Linked DNA regions of Mus musculus: region 1 is linked to region 2. A link is a contact called in ENCODE Hi-C or POLR2A ChIA-PET data. All regions are on one chromosome and are shown on one strand. The core of a region is the stretch at or near the end of the contact, and the rest is flanking DNA. Distances in the headings are between cores, read along the strand shown. Region 1 holds the start of Cog1 (component of oligomeric golgi complex 1). Region 2 holds the start of 2610035D17Rik (RIKEN cDNA 2610035D17 gene).

Region 1 (6,329 bases), core at 2,280-4,779, 450 kb after region 2:
CGCTGGGTCATCTTAACGTTCTGCAATCTTTCTTTAAAGCTAATCAGGAGACTCCAGTAAAAGATAAGGACTTCTAGAGCTGAGCTAACCCACAAGTCTCTGAAGACGAGTGTCCCTGTTTGTTCTTCTGTTGCTCAGATCAAACATCCTGGCCACAAACAACTTGGGAAATTATTTCATCGTACCGAGAGAGAATCTCTTGTTGTCTGTGGGAAGCATTACCTATCAATAAAAAGCCCATGGCCTATTAGCCATGGCAGGAAATAGGAGGTGGGAGTTCTGGTAGGGAGAGAGGAACTCTGGGATAGAGTCAGGTTTGGGAAGAGATTTGCCCCCAACTCTGAGAAGACAGACACATGAAACTGAGGAAAGGTAACTAGCCATGTGGCACTCATAGAAAAGAATAAAGGGATTAATTAGTGACAATCTATTAGAAGAATTGTGGCCTAGGCATTTATTCATAAGTAGCAAATGTCAGAGTCATTATTTCGGGAATGTGGGCATGAGTGGGAAAGCCCGTGGTGACAACCTTTCACTTCTGGATCACAGTCCGTCACAGAGGGCAGTCAGGACAGGAACAGAAGGCCGGAACCTGGAGCAGAGACCATGGAAGAACATTGCTTACTGGCTTGCTTACCTCTCTTATAGCACCCGAGTCCACATGCCCAGGAGCAGCAAGACTCAGTGGGCTAGGCCTTTGTACATCAATTAGCAATCTTACAAAGTGCCTCATGGACACACCCACAAGCCAATCTGAGCAAGGCCATTCATCATTTGAGCATCACTCTTCTCAGGTGACTCTAGGTCCAGCTGGCAGCTGACACCCTGACAACAGGCCTCACCATCGACAGGCTTGGTGACCTCACCTAGGTTACTCAGTTCGATGGAACCTTAGCTGTCTGTAACGCCGCCTCTGCGTGGGATCCTTGTGAGAAGCAGAGAGGAAAGATGCAAAGGGCCAGTGATGCTCTAAATGACAGCTAGGGTTATGGAGGAATGCCTCTTTGATTTCAAGAGCTACAACTTAAAGGTTGAAGCTAGAAGGATGAAGGACTGATACTAGAACTCAGACTGAAGGGGCTGGAGAGATGGCCCAGCGGTTAAGAGTGCTGGCTGCTCTTACAGAGGACTGGAATTTGGTTTCTTGCTCAGTCTCCCGTGACTTCAGCTCCAGGGGATCTGAACTCTTTTTTGGTCTCTGTAGGCACCGCACAAACATGCCCAGACACACAAACGCACACTCATAAATAAAGTAATAATAAATTAAATTAAATCAAAGCTTCACTCGACACATACTTACACCTGGTCATAAACTACACTAAATGACAGCAGCACCCCTGAGCTTAAGCAATGTCTGTCCCCAACATCCTGGCACAGTGACTCCTCTAGCTGCTTGGGCTGAGCTCTTGGCCCAGTTGCTGGTTTGGATAGTTCTGGCTGATAGGCAGACAGCATCAGGAAAGGAGGGGGCTGCTCTCTGGGTGCAGAAGTAAAACCTGGAGCCTTAGAGAGCAGAGCCAAGGACACATCTCCCAAAGGCCTGGGGAGCTTTCCCAGTGCCCAGGCTGAGAAGACATCTGGAAACAGCCCCGAGCAGCAGTTCTTCTGCAGGCAGAGAGGCAACCGTAGCATCTTCAGGCAGGTCTGATGAACTCAGCCAAGGAAACAGCACAAAAGACGGAAAAGCAAATGCCGGTCTCAAAACACATTGGGCAGAGTGGCCTTTGCCAAAGCCATCATACAAGAAGCCCCTAGTCCCACATGGAACTGATCATAGCCTATCGTGTTCCCCTCAGTGTAGGAAAGGTGTTAGCTTACTAACTCTTGGGGAACTGGAAGCTTGAGGAATAAGTGTTAGGCTCCCAGGGCAAGCTACAGACCACGGTTCTGATTTTCAGAGAAAATGGATGTATTGATAACACAGTGAGCTGCTGGGCAGGATGTGCAACTAAGCTGAAGAGACAGGAGCAAAGAGAGGGCGAACATTCCTAATCCAAGGTATACCACAGGGTGATCCAACCTGCAGATACCCATCACCAGCGCTGGCACCTGAAACTACAGCTGCAGCCACTGTCCCTGCCAGTCCTGCACACTAGGTGTTGTGGGTGAGACCTAGCCTCTACAAGGCTGAAATCCCTGCACCAGGGCATCGCTGCCTTCAAAGGCCCAAGAAGGTCTTGTGGACCAGTCCCAGGCCCCAGGCTGGCACAGTAGGTGCAAGAAGTCCTGGGGAAAGTTTCTGCCTGACAGAGAAGCGCTTCCAAACACGGAAGACAGATTCTGCAGGCTCAGAAGCAAAACAGCACCAAAGCAGCCGGTAGCGCGGGACTATAGAAAGGACTGCACGTCACCGCTGCGCCACCAGGGGGCGCGCTGTGCTGGGGGAACTCTGACGCGTAGGCGGTATCTCAAGCCAAGTGGCTTGAGTTCTGAGTTAACCCCCTTCCCCGAGGTAAGTAAAATTCCCTGGGCTTCAGTTGTGCATAGAGCAGGGACTCTTCTTGCTGGAATGTCGTAAGTAAACCCCCTTATTTAGATATCAATCTATTGCTGTGACATTTGCCTCGAAGTAGTGGCAGTGGTGAACGGGAGAGAAAACCCAGAGGCTGTCTGTGGTACAGGGCTGCTGAACACACAATACTGTTTTCTCTGTGTTAACATAGGAAAGAATTCTTCAGCAAACTTTTCCAAAACGAAGGGCCCTGAACGGACTTATGAACAGCAAGCCAGAACGTCCAGGTTTTCTTACTGGGTCAATCTCAGGATGTCCAATCCTCTGGCATCATGGACTCCCCATCGTTCTCCACCACAGGAGGCCTGTAACAGGGAAACCCATTTTGTGGCCACTAAACAATATTTAAATAAAATAGAAGACCCAGGTAACAAGGTGGACCACAGCCGTCACTCAGATCTCCAGCTGCCAAGTCCTAAGGGAAGAGTCCCAAGGCCCAGTCCTGGTTGCTGTGATGGTCTATCGAAGGCAAAAGCGTGCATGCATGTAAGACCGACAGCAACACGACCATACGTGCATCTTTACCATAATGAACCCCACGGTGAAGCTCTTCCCTCCCCAGGAAAGGGTTTGGGTGCGACGCAAGGGGCTCCGGGCCACTAAGACTTTGACCACCAAGTACAACCTTAACTATTTCGCTTCTCTAAGGAAACGAGCGCTCAGGGTAGGCGAGATGGCACAGCAGGCAAAGGCGATTGCCGCCAAAGCCGATAAAATTCCATCTAAAATTCTATACTGAGATCCTCATGGCAGGAGTGAGCCTCCTGCAACTTATGACCTCCGCGCGCATCTGTTTCTGTCGCACGTACTCCACCTACATAGGGTGAGAATGGGGAGGAAGAGGGAAGGAAGGAAGAGTGAAGGAGAGAGAAGGGAGATTGTAACAGTAAAAAATAAGCTCTGGAGAGCAGCACTGCCACCGAGGCTCAGTCCCTGGGACCACCGAGGCTCCCGACCTGGCGGAAGCACTTCCGCCCCCATCCATGATGGCGGGAGGGCGGGGCGGGGCTGGCAGGCGGAAGCGGCCGGCGGATCCCTGGCTTAGCACCATGGCGGCCGCGACCGCCTCCTCCGCGCTCAAGCGGCTGGATCTGCGCGATCCCAACGCGCTCTTCGAGACTCATGGAGCGGAGGAGATCCGCGGGCTGGAGCGCCAGGTCCGAGCCGAGATCGAACACAAGAAGGAGGAGCTGCGGCAGATGGTGGGCGAGCGGTACCGCGACCTGATCGAGGCGGCGGACACCATCGGCCAGATGCGCCGCTGCGCCGAGGGCCTGGTGGACGCCGTGCAGGCCACCGATCAATACTGCGCCCGCCTCCGCCAGGCCGGCTCCGTGGCGCCCCGGGTCCCACGGGCCCCGCAGGTCAGTCCGGGATCCGAACCCGCCACGTCCCTCCGCCCCCGCCGCCCGGCGGACCCCACCCCTCACCTTCCGCCGGAGGAGCCCGCCCCTCGCCGCCGCGGGCTACCGGGAGGCGTCTGCGGGCCTTCCTCGGGACGCTGGTCCGCTGCCGAAAAGCCAGCCGGCCTTTTGCTCCGGGAGCCTTCCCGGACTTCCGGACGATTCCCTCGCCTCCCGTGGGTTCGCTGCGCTCTCCTTCCCTTTTAACTGAAAACGCCAGGGGTCTCTCGACTGTCAGATCTCTCCCGTTAGCTCACACCTTCCTGTCAAAGTCATTCATTCATTCCCCATCCCACCCTGAGCCCGACCGAGCCTGGAGAATTGGGGGAGGGTAGCCTCAGCCGTCAGACCCTCCCCCTTTTAATAGGTGAGCAGTTTCATTTCAGGCTGGTTTAAAAAACTCAGGGTATCCTGATGTCCTCCCATGAAACGTTTAAGACCCGATGCGGATCGAATTCTGACATTGGGTGTTGGCTTAGGAATGAGCAGAGGGCGCCGAGGGTAAATAGTTTTTAACCTAGGAGAACTTACTGTAACAGAAGAAGAAATTACAAAAGCACACTAGCCCACATGTGGAGCCAGCTTTCTTGCGCTACTTAGGTGTCAGAAAATCCAAGCCAAAAAAACTAGGGCAGTATAATGAACGTGGGCAAAGAAGGTTGGAACTTTGTCAGCCTGTCACTCCCTAAGCTACACATTAAGTACAGCCCCCTTCCCAAATGGACAGACTTAGCTGGCTAGCTTCAACTATGTAAGCCCAGTCTTAGAAATGGATTGATTTTCATGGTTATGGCTGGTGCATTTCTGGGGGAATGCCCTCTCCGTTCAAATCATAAACAGGAGCCTCCCAAGATGTTCTTGAAGTTTACATTCTAATTAAAGAAAGAAATTCTTGGGAAATTGAATTTTTAAAATATGAATAATTTAGAATGGCAGTAGAAAATAGTTTAGCATAAAGGTGATTAATCGCCACATGTCCATTTAATGTAATAGTTCGGAAGGAAGGAGTGAGTTAGGTGTGGCTCCTCCCCAGTAAGGACAACTGAGATTTGGAACATTGACGTCTCTGGCCAGCTATGCTGCTGTAACAAAAGATTTAACACTGGATAGTTCATAAAGAGTAGACATTCATTTTCCCTCAGGAATAGGCCTGGGAAGTCCGAGATCAAACTGTTAGCATCTGACGTCCGTTGCAGGCCTGCTTGCCTCCCATAGCAGATGGGGAGGAACACAAAAGAGCCAGAGTTAGTTCCCCTCCTTTACCGGCACCCCACACACCACTACTGAAGACGGACTCGAGGTGAGAGGGCAGATGAGAGGCCTGAAGTCTCAGCCAGATGAAGATCTGGTGCAGGGGTGGTAAAGAACAGTCAACGAGAAATGTTTGGTGACCTTAAAGAGAAAGGAGAGGAAGGAGGAAGCTTGTAGGAAGTCTCCCTTCCACCCACCGATAACCAGATGGCGAGATGCCCCGCCCTCCTACCAATAACCAGATGGCGAGATGCCCCGCCCTCCTACCAATAACCAGATGGTGAGATGCCCCGCCCTCCTACCAATAACCAGATGGCGAGATGCCCCGCCCTCCTACCAATAACCAGATGGTGAGATGCCATTTGGTCGGACATAAGTGCCCTGCAAGCTGAGTGGTACTGAGTGTGGCTTTATGAAAACGTCAGATTTTGTTTTCGTTTTAAAGACAGGGTTTCTCTGTGCTGTCCTGGCTAGCCTGGAACTCACTATGTTGACCAGGCTGGTGTCTAACTCACAAGAGATCCGCCCACCACTGCCCCTTGGGTGCTGGGATCAAAGGTGTGCGATACCACACACGGAAAAGCTTGAGATCTTAAAGCATTCCCCAGCTTCTCCCCCAGGCCTGTGTAAACGGAGCTGTGCTTTTTATTTGCTCTTCTGACGGTCTACTGCCCTTCAGCCACAGCCGCCGTCCGAGAAGTTCTACAGCATGGCCGCCCAGATTAAGCTGCTGCTGGAGATCCCGGAGAAGATCTGGAGCGCCATGGAAGCCTCGCAGCACCTCCAGGCCACACAGCTCTACCTGCTCTGCTGCCACCTGCATAGCCTGCTGCAGCTGGACTCCTCTAACTCCAGATACAGCCCCATCCTCTCGAGATTTCCAATCCTCATCCGCCAGGTGGCAGCAGCCAGCCACTTCCGGTGAGTTTGGTAGCCCCCACCCTAGCTCACTGAGCCCCTACAAGTGTCACAGGGGTCTGTCCGTTTTTCTCCTTATACACTGAGCCACTTCACCCCAGATGTTAGCTACTCCATGTTGATCTTTGTGAGTCTTTCTAGGTCAACTATTTTGCACGAAAGCAAGATGCTGCTCAAATGCCAGGCTGTGTCGGACCAGGCTGTGGCCGAAGCCCTCTGCTCCATAATGCTCTTGGAGGAGAGCT
Region 2 (6,725 bases), core at 151-2,650:
GACAGGGATCGGTGGGGGAGGGGAGAAGAAATCCATATCTGGAAATTGTCCCCAGGAAACCAGGACCAGGGGGAAAGTTCTGGAATTAAGGGTGAGAGCCCAGGAGGGAAAAGGAAACAGAGGAACCTGGTGTAATTTAGGGTGGGGAAGCTCTATCATTCATTCAACAAACACCTACTCTCAGACAACCTCGTGACAGGTACCAACCTCCCTACTACAACGCAATCACAAAAGGACAAGGAGGAGAGAGACCTATTATTGAGTACTGACTCCTATGATTTACAGTTATGTCTCAAGACCTAAGGCAAAAGTCTTCTTCATCATAAAAGTCACACCAAGAGGAGGAGGATGGTAGGTGCAAACACTGGACCAAATTCCTGCCCTGGTAAACTGTACTCACATGGTGGCCAATACCCATCTCTCCATCAACTCCACAGCAGCCCAGTCCTGAAAATAATGCAGTATCCACCAAGCGCTCCCACGGCTACCCAGCCCCCGTGGCCTCTTGCAAACACTGTGCCTCAGCAGCCCGCTGCGTGCAATGGGCAGCTTCCTGGAGAGGCATGGCTAGCAAAGCAAAGGGTCCCAAAGGACCAACCCTGCCAAAAGGCAAGTGCCAAGAAGGCAGGCGCTCTCTGTCCTGGCGCGGGGTAACCAATGGCTTATCCATGCCGCAGGACAGGACGATGAGCCCAGAACAGCCGCTGACTACAGAGATCTGAGCTAGTAGGGTCCACCTGAGGGTTGCTAAAATGATTTCCCGGACGTCAATCCTTAAACCTTCAAAAACCAACACAAGGCTAAAGAAGGGCAAATCAAATCCACAACTGCGCACTGCGGGGGGGAAACTTACCTCCAGGTGAAAGAGCGGCTGGGAGATGGAAAGACAACCCACGGATGATGGAGACCAGGTCGAGAGTCTTCTAAATCCAGTTGATAAGCACCAAGTAATCCACGTTAGGGGAACCCCAACCCTTTACCCCACTGTCCATCCAGCGCCCAAAGCCAAAGTGCGGCCACCACGCCGCGGCCCCGCGTGGGTAGCGCGGAGATTACGCGCTTCGCCTCCCAGGCGGCTGCCGCGCTATCTCCAGGAGCGGACCGGCGCCAAGAGCAGCGGGCGGAGGCCACCGAGGGCTCTGACCCGTGCATCCCGCCTCCTCGTACAGCTCTGCGCCTTTCTTCTATGAGCATCGCCAACGCAAACACACAATCCGCGCTAGGAGAAACCCCTATGGCGAATCCAGACTATCCTAATAGAAGCCTCGGGTTTGTAGTCGGGCAAGGATCCTGTGGTACAGGGAGGACGCTCGCCAGGCAGCAAAGCCCTGGAGGCGCAGAACCACAGCGTACAGCCCGAAACAGAAGAAGTGAACACTTTCTGCGCCACCACTGAGCTCTGCGAGCCGTTGGGCCATTCCAGCCTTTTTTATAGAGACGGGTTTGCGGGTGGGCACGGCCAGAGGGCGGAGTAAAGTGGTCGATTGGCCGAATGGTATCCTGGGAGTTGTAGTTTTGTCTTCTTACTCCTTCCGCTCATGGAGAATATTGGCAAAGGGTAGACTCACCACAGCTACCTCCCTTCGCAAACTTTGTAACGAAGAGATTCCATTCTGTTCTGGAATTTATCTCTTCTTCTAGAAGTTATCTCGTTGCCTTAGTTTCTTTTCCGTTGCTGTGATAAAATACTGTCAAAAGCAACTGACACTAAACAGCCACTTAATTTTTGACAAAGGAGACAAAGTCATACATTGGATTGCATATTTTCACCTTGTAAATAAATCAACTCAAGGCTGCATGAAAACAAAAAGCTGTGGAAAGCAAAGGAACCTGTAGAGTTAAGTGACAGCCCACAGAAGGGGGAAATCTGTGCCAGCTACAAGGGGTTACTATCTAGAATTTGCAAAGAAACGCAGACATTAAATACCAAAGAGGTAAAACTGCCAATCAAGAAACGGGCAGCTGAACTGAATTGACAGAGAGAGAGAGAGAGAGAGAGAGAGAGAGAGAGAGAGAGAGAGAGGAAAGCCAAGAGGAAAGGGAACTCAGATGGATAATAAAGGAAATGCAAAATAAAACTCTGATGAGATCTGTCCCACCCCAGTGAGAATTACTGTTGTCGACAAGTCTGTCAGGACACATTGGAGAAGCTGGGCAGAGGGAGTAGCCCTTACTCACTGTTGGTGGGAGGGGGAGTTAATTCAGCCAGTGTTCAGGTAGATCAGTTGGGAGATTTCTCGAAAAGTTGAAAATAGAGCTGCCCATATGACCCAAAATTTTACTCCTGGGTATATACCCAGAGAAGTCCATATCCTACCATAGAGTTTTTTGCACACACACACACATACACATACACACACACACATACACATACACACACACACATACACACACACATACACACACACACACACACACACACACACACACATACACACACACACACACACACACACACACACACACACACACACACGGTGTTTATTGATGCTTTATTTGCTACAGCAAAAAACCCAGCCTCAATCAAGATGTCAATCAGCAGATAAATGGATAATGAGAATCTGGTATGTATACAAAATGAAATACTATTCAGCTCTTAGGGAAAACTGAAATTTCAAAATTTTTGCAGGAAAATGGATGGGCTTAGAGTGGATAATATTAAGCAAGGTCATATAATCTCAGAAAGAAAAAGCCGTGCCATCTGCTTCATATGAGGAACCTAGCCAAAGCTCTGTGTATACACGTAAACAAGTACACGTGGGCACAGAATAACGTGAAGAAAAGAGAACAAGAAAGCCCAAAATATAACGGAAAGAAGAACTAACTGCAGGTAGTGGTCACAGTTGCAAAAGACAATGCAAAACCAATCGCTTTTATGGTTCTAACACTTTATTTTTTCTATTTTTTTTTTTTGTGGCGGGTGAGCACATAAAAATAAAATGGGAAATGGCAGTGTAATATATATTATATACATATAATATATATACTATATATATATTAAAGGGGTTGGGTTTGGTTTTTTAGCATCTTAAAAAAGAATGGGTTTCTTTTAGCTCACATTTCACATTTCAAGTACAGTCCCTTGTAATGAAAAAGGAAGGCAGCAGGAACTTTAGGCAGCTGTTCCTGCCACATCCACAATCAGAGAGTAGAGGGGTAAATTCACCCTGCTGCTCCCTGTTAGACAGTCGAGGACCCCTGCCCAGGCAATGGTCCTGCCCACAACTAAGATGGATCTTCCCATACCAATTAGCATAACCAAGGAACTCTCTCACAGGATTCCTGAGAGCCCTGTCTCCTAGATGATCCTAGATTCTGAGACAGGGTATGCATATTTAATAGGACAAGAGAAAGCCAGGTGTGGGCTTGCACCTGTTACAAGACTCAAGAGGCTTAAATGAGGGAATGTCTAAAGAGTCCATAAGTAAGCCATTCTCAACCTATGGGTCATGACCCTTTGGGGAAACCAAATGTCCCTTTCACAAGGGTCACATAGCTGATATCCTGCAGATCAGATATTTACAACAGGATTCAGAACAGTAGCAAAATCACAATCATGAAGTAGCGACAAAAATAATTCTATGGTTGGGAGGAGTCACCACAACACGAGGCGCTGTATTAAAGGGTCGCATGCAGCGTTAGGAAGGCTGAGAACCCCTGCAATAAGCATATGCATGCATATATACATGCATACACACAGTGACAGGACTCATTTCTATTCACCCAGATAAGAATAATGGGGTGTATTGGTTACTATTCTGTTGCTGTGATTAAAAAGAAAAAGAAAAGAAAAGAAAAGAAAAAACAAGACCAAAAGCAACTTAAGGAAAAAAGTATTATTTTAGCTCTGCTCTGGTTCTAGAGGAATAGCTTCCTCATAATGGGGGACAAATGGCTTGGCACAGCAGATGGGGGAGCAGGGGTAGGAAACTGGCTGATACCATTTCATCCACAAACAGGAAGCAGAGAGAAAGAACAGGAAGTGGGGGTGATGCTGGGAACTGCCCCCCAATACCACCCTCAGTGATGTGCTTTCTCCGGCCAGCCTGCGCCCCTAAATTTCCATAACCTCCCTTAAACAGCACCGCCAGTGGGGACCAAGTGTTCAATGACCTGTAAAGGACATTTCTCATTCAGATCACCACATGGAGTTAGAGATGGGGCAATGGAAGCCGTGCCTAGGCCTCCCCTAAGCCCAGTCTTCACATTTCTACCCAAGGCCCTAATGCACTGTCCCCCACTGAAATCGCAAGCTCTAAGCAAGCTCTAAAGTTGGCCCTGGCTTCCTGGCTCCTTTCTGGTGCTGAATGACACCCATGGGGTTCCAGTGGCAGCATAGAAAGCTTAGCACTGATCCCATTCTACAGTACAGCTGCCCCATCCCCTGCTTTACAGGACAACATGGACAAAGGTGAAGATCAACAGCGCAGATGACTGGCCTCCTCAGGTCTGCAGCGCAGAGTCCCAGAGAGAGGACCTCTGCCCAGTTTCTCCAGGAGATCTCTCTTAAAGTAGAGAGCCATGTAGCCATGGCAGGGAAGGACCGCTGTCTTCTCATGATGGTACCCGAGCCTGGGGTGGGTTTCCATAGCTGCTGGATCTTCTGCTCTCACTTTTCCTTCCACTCCTCGGTATTTACAATTTTATTTTTAACAGCGTTAGCCAGTATTCTGTACGAGGAATGTGGAGGAGCAGAGTGAAGTCCATGTTCAGTAGGAACTCCTGATTAGCTAAGGAAACAGATAGATATGGATATAAAGACACACACACACACAATCACATGGGTTACTGCACACACATATCTCTGCTCACTATACTATGAAGGATAAAATGCAAAGACACCCCAGGACCAAGAAATACCAGGCCCAGGAGTAGCTTCTAATACTATTGTCCTATATAATCAGCCAGGGAGACTCGGGGAACTGGATGAATCTGGGGTCAAGGGCCAGAAAAAAATGTAGGAAGAGTCTTGGCCATCTTAGAGTGCTAGTAAGTAAGAAAGTGTTAAAATGTACAGAAATACCACATAGTAATATGATTATGGCAAAGGGATATAGAAACCAATTCAAGCCAGGTCTGGTGGTTAGGCCTATGGCCCTAGCTACTTAGGAGGCTGAGGACATAAAGATCACAGGTTCAAGGCCAATATGGACAAAAGAGTGAGTTCAAGACCAGCCTGGGCAACGGTAAAATGCCATATTAGAAATGAAAAACCAAGAGAGCTGGGCGTATCACTCAGTGATGGGGTGTGTGCCTGGCTCTGGGTTCAATCACTAATACTATGTAGAGAAAGAGGGAGGGGCATGGAGGAAGAGGAGGAGGACAAAGAGGAGGAGGGAAGAGGGAGAGAATGTGAGCAAGCTAGCATGCAGGAAGGGGAAGGTGGGAAGGGGTGAGGAGAGATGGGAAAGGAGAGGGAAGAGAATGGAAGGAAAAGGGATAGAGGAATGAGGAGGAGTAAGGAAAGAGAGTGGGGGAGGGCACAGAGAGGAGGGGAGGGGAGCTGAGAGAAGGAAGATATCAATTCACTGAACCCTGGGTATCAGAATCTGCATCTACTGATGCGAATGGGGTTTTATTTATTTTAACTTTGCAAGTAGGCATAAATACATATATAGTTCTAATCAAAACCTTTTGCAAGTCAAAACTCCTTGACAGAGTATTTGCCTTAACCAAGTGGAGCCCCCCATCTCTCCCTGCAGCGTTCTTTCTGCATGTCCCAGAGAACCTTCCTGCCCTGCCCGGCAAATGAGGCAGAGCATTCAAAAATGTGTTGTCACGGAGGGAAAGCAACAGCATCTGCGGCTGGCCTGATGCCACACGTACGAATCTCTCAGATCTCTCAGGATATGAATATTGGCTGGTTAGAATATGCAGATGAATTTGGCACTGGTGTCTGAAAAATGAAAGGGAAAAAAAAAGAAGAAAGAGAGAGATCAAAGGGAGGCTTACACAAGGAGAAAGGCGCATGCTAAGCTTCCTGGCAGGTGAGCAGGGCGAGAGGGCGGGGTCTTCGGAAGTCAATTGCTGGGTTTTGCTTGTATGGTGCAGAGATTCAAATAGCTGAAAAACAGATGCAGAAAGAATTGGGGGGGGGGGTAGCGAGGGACACTATGATTCAGGCAAGTATCCCTGAGCTAGCAAGTTTCAAATGGGCCCAGCCCCACCATTTATAGCCGTGGTCCTGTGAGGGGATCTTCAGACCCCGGATATCACACCACGTGACACAGCGCTCTCTAGCCTCTTCCCGCCATTTTACGTGTTCAGTTCTCAATCACGGACCCCAGAAATCTCAGAAGTTCTTCCAAAGTCTTTACTAAGCATTTATATATGTGTAAAGGCTCGGTTTTTTGGCCCACTCTCTCCTGCTGTCCTGAGAATAGTCTCTTCTTCAAGACTACACTTTTTTTTTTCTCAAATTAGACCTGAATTGGCCATTTCTCCTCTTAGCAGCTCTTTATTGTCATTCCCATGATGCTGGTCTCTTTAGGAATATTCTTCAGACTTCATCAGACTTGTCCTTCAGGCTCTTGTGATACAGCCCTTTCTGTCAGGACTCTACCTAGCACTGACTCTCTTCTCAAAATAGTCATTGTTGTGTTCGTTGGACTCTCAGAATGCTCTGTCTTTGACCATTGACGTAGGCCGATGTTGCATTCACAGCTCCTTCAATGGATGCTAAGTGTACTTAAATACCATAGCTTTGCTTGCGTTTGAAAATCCCC

The links. A loop is a pair of places that touch in the nucleus more often than their neighbours do. ChIA-PET counts read pairs that join two places held with the same protein, here RNA polymerase II (POLR2A).
Region 1: a map of T-helper 1 cell shows a loop between it and region 2 (2.3-fold over the local background). The contact joins the promoter of Cog1 here to the promoter of 2610035D17Rik in region 2. A Hi-C loop is called at or near these places in 4 of 37 maps with a recorded cell type or tissue (T-helper 1 cell, left cerebral cortex, mouse embryonic stem cell and 1 more). POLR2A ChIA-PET finds 5 or more read pairs at or near these places in 2 of 5 experiments (Patski and embryonic stem cell).

The regions. Positions count from the first base shown.
Region 1 is chr11:113,646,000-113,652,328 of GRCm38, forward strand. Cog1 (component of oligomeric golgi complex 1) reads left to right here and starts at 3,530. Exons shown (of 14, transcript NM_013581.3): 1 at 3,530-3,876; 2 at 5,846-6,087; 3 at 6,226-6,329. The coding sequence starts at 3,562. It also overlaps a transcript of Slc39a11 not described here.
Region 2 is chr11:113,200,438-113,207,162 of GRCm38, forward strand. 2610035D17Rik (RIKEN cDNA 2610035D17 gene) reads right to left here and starts at 1,401. Exons shown (of 3, transcript NR_015556.2): 1 at 854-1,401. 4732490B19Rik (RIKEN cDNA 4732490B19 gene) reads right to left here. Exons shown (of 4, transcript NR_040276.1): 3 at 5,953-6,063; 4 at 2,878-4,730.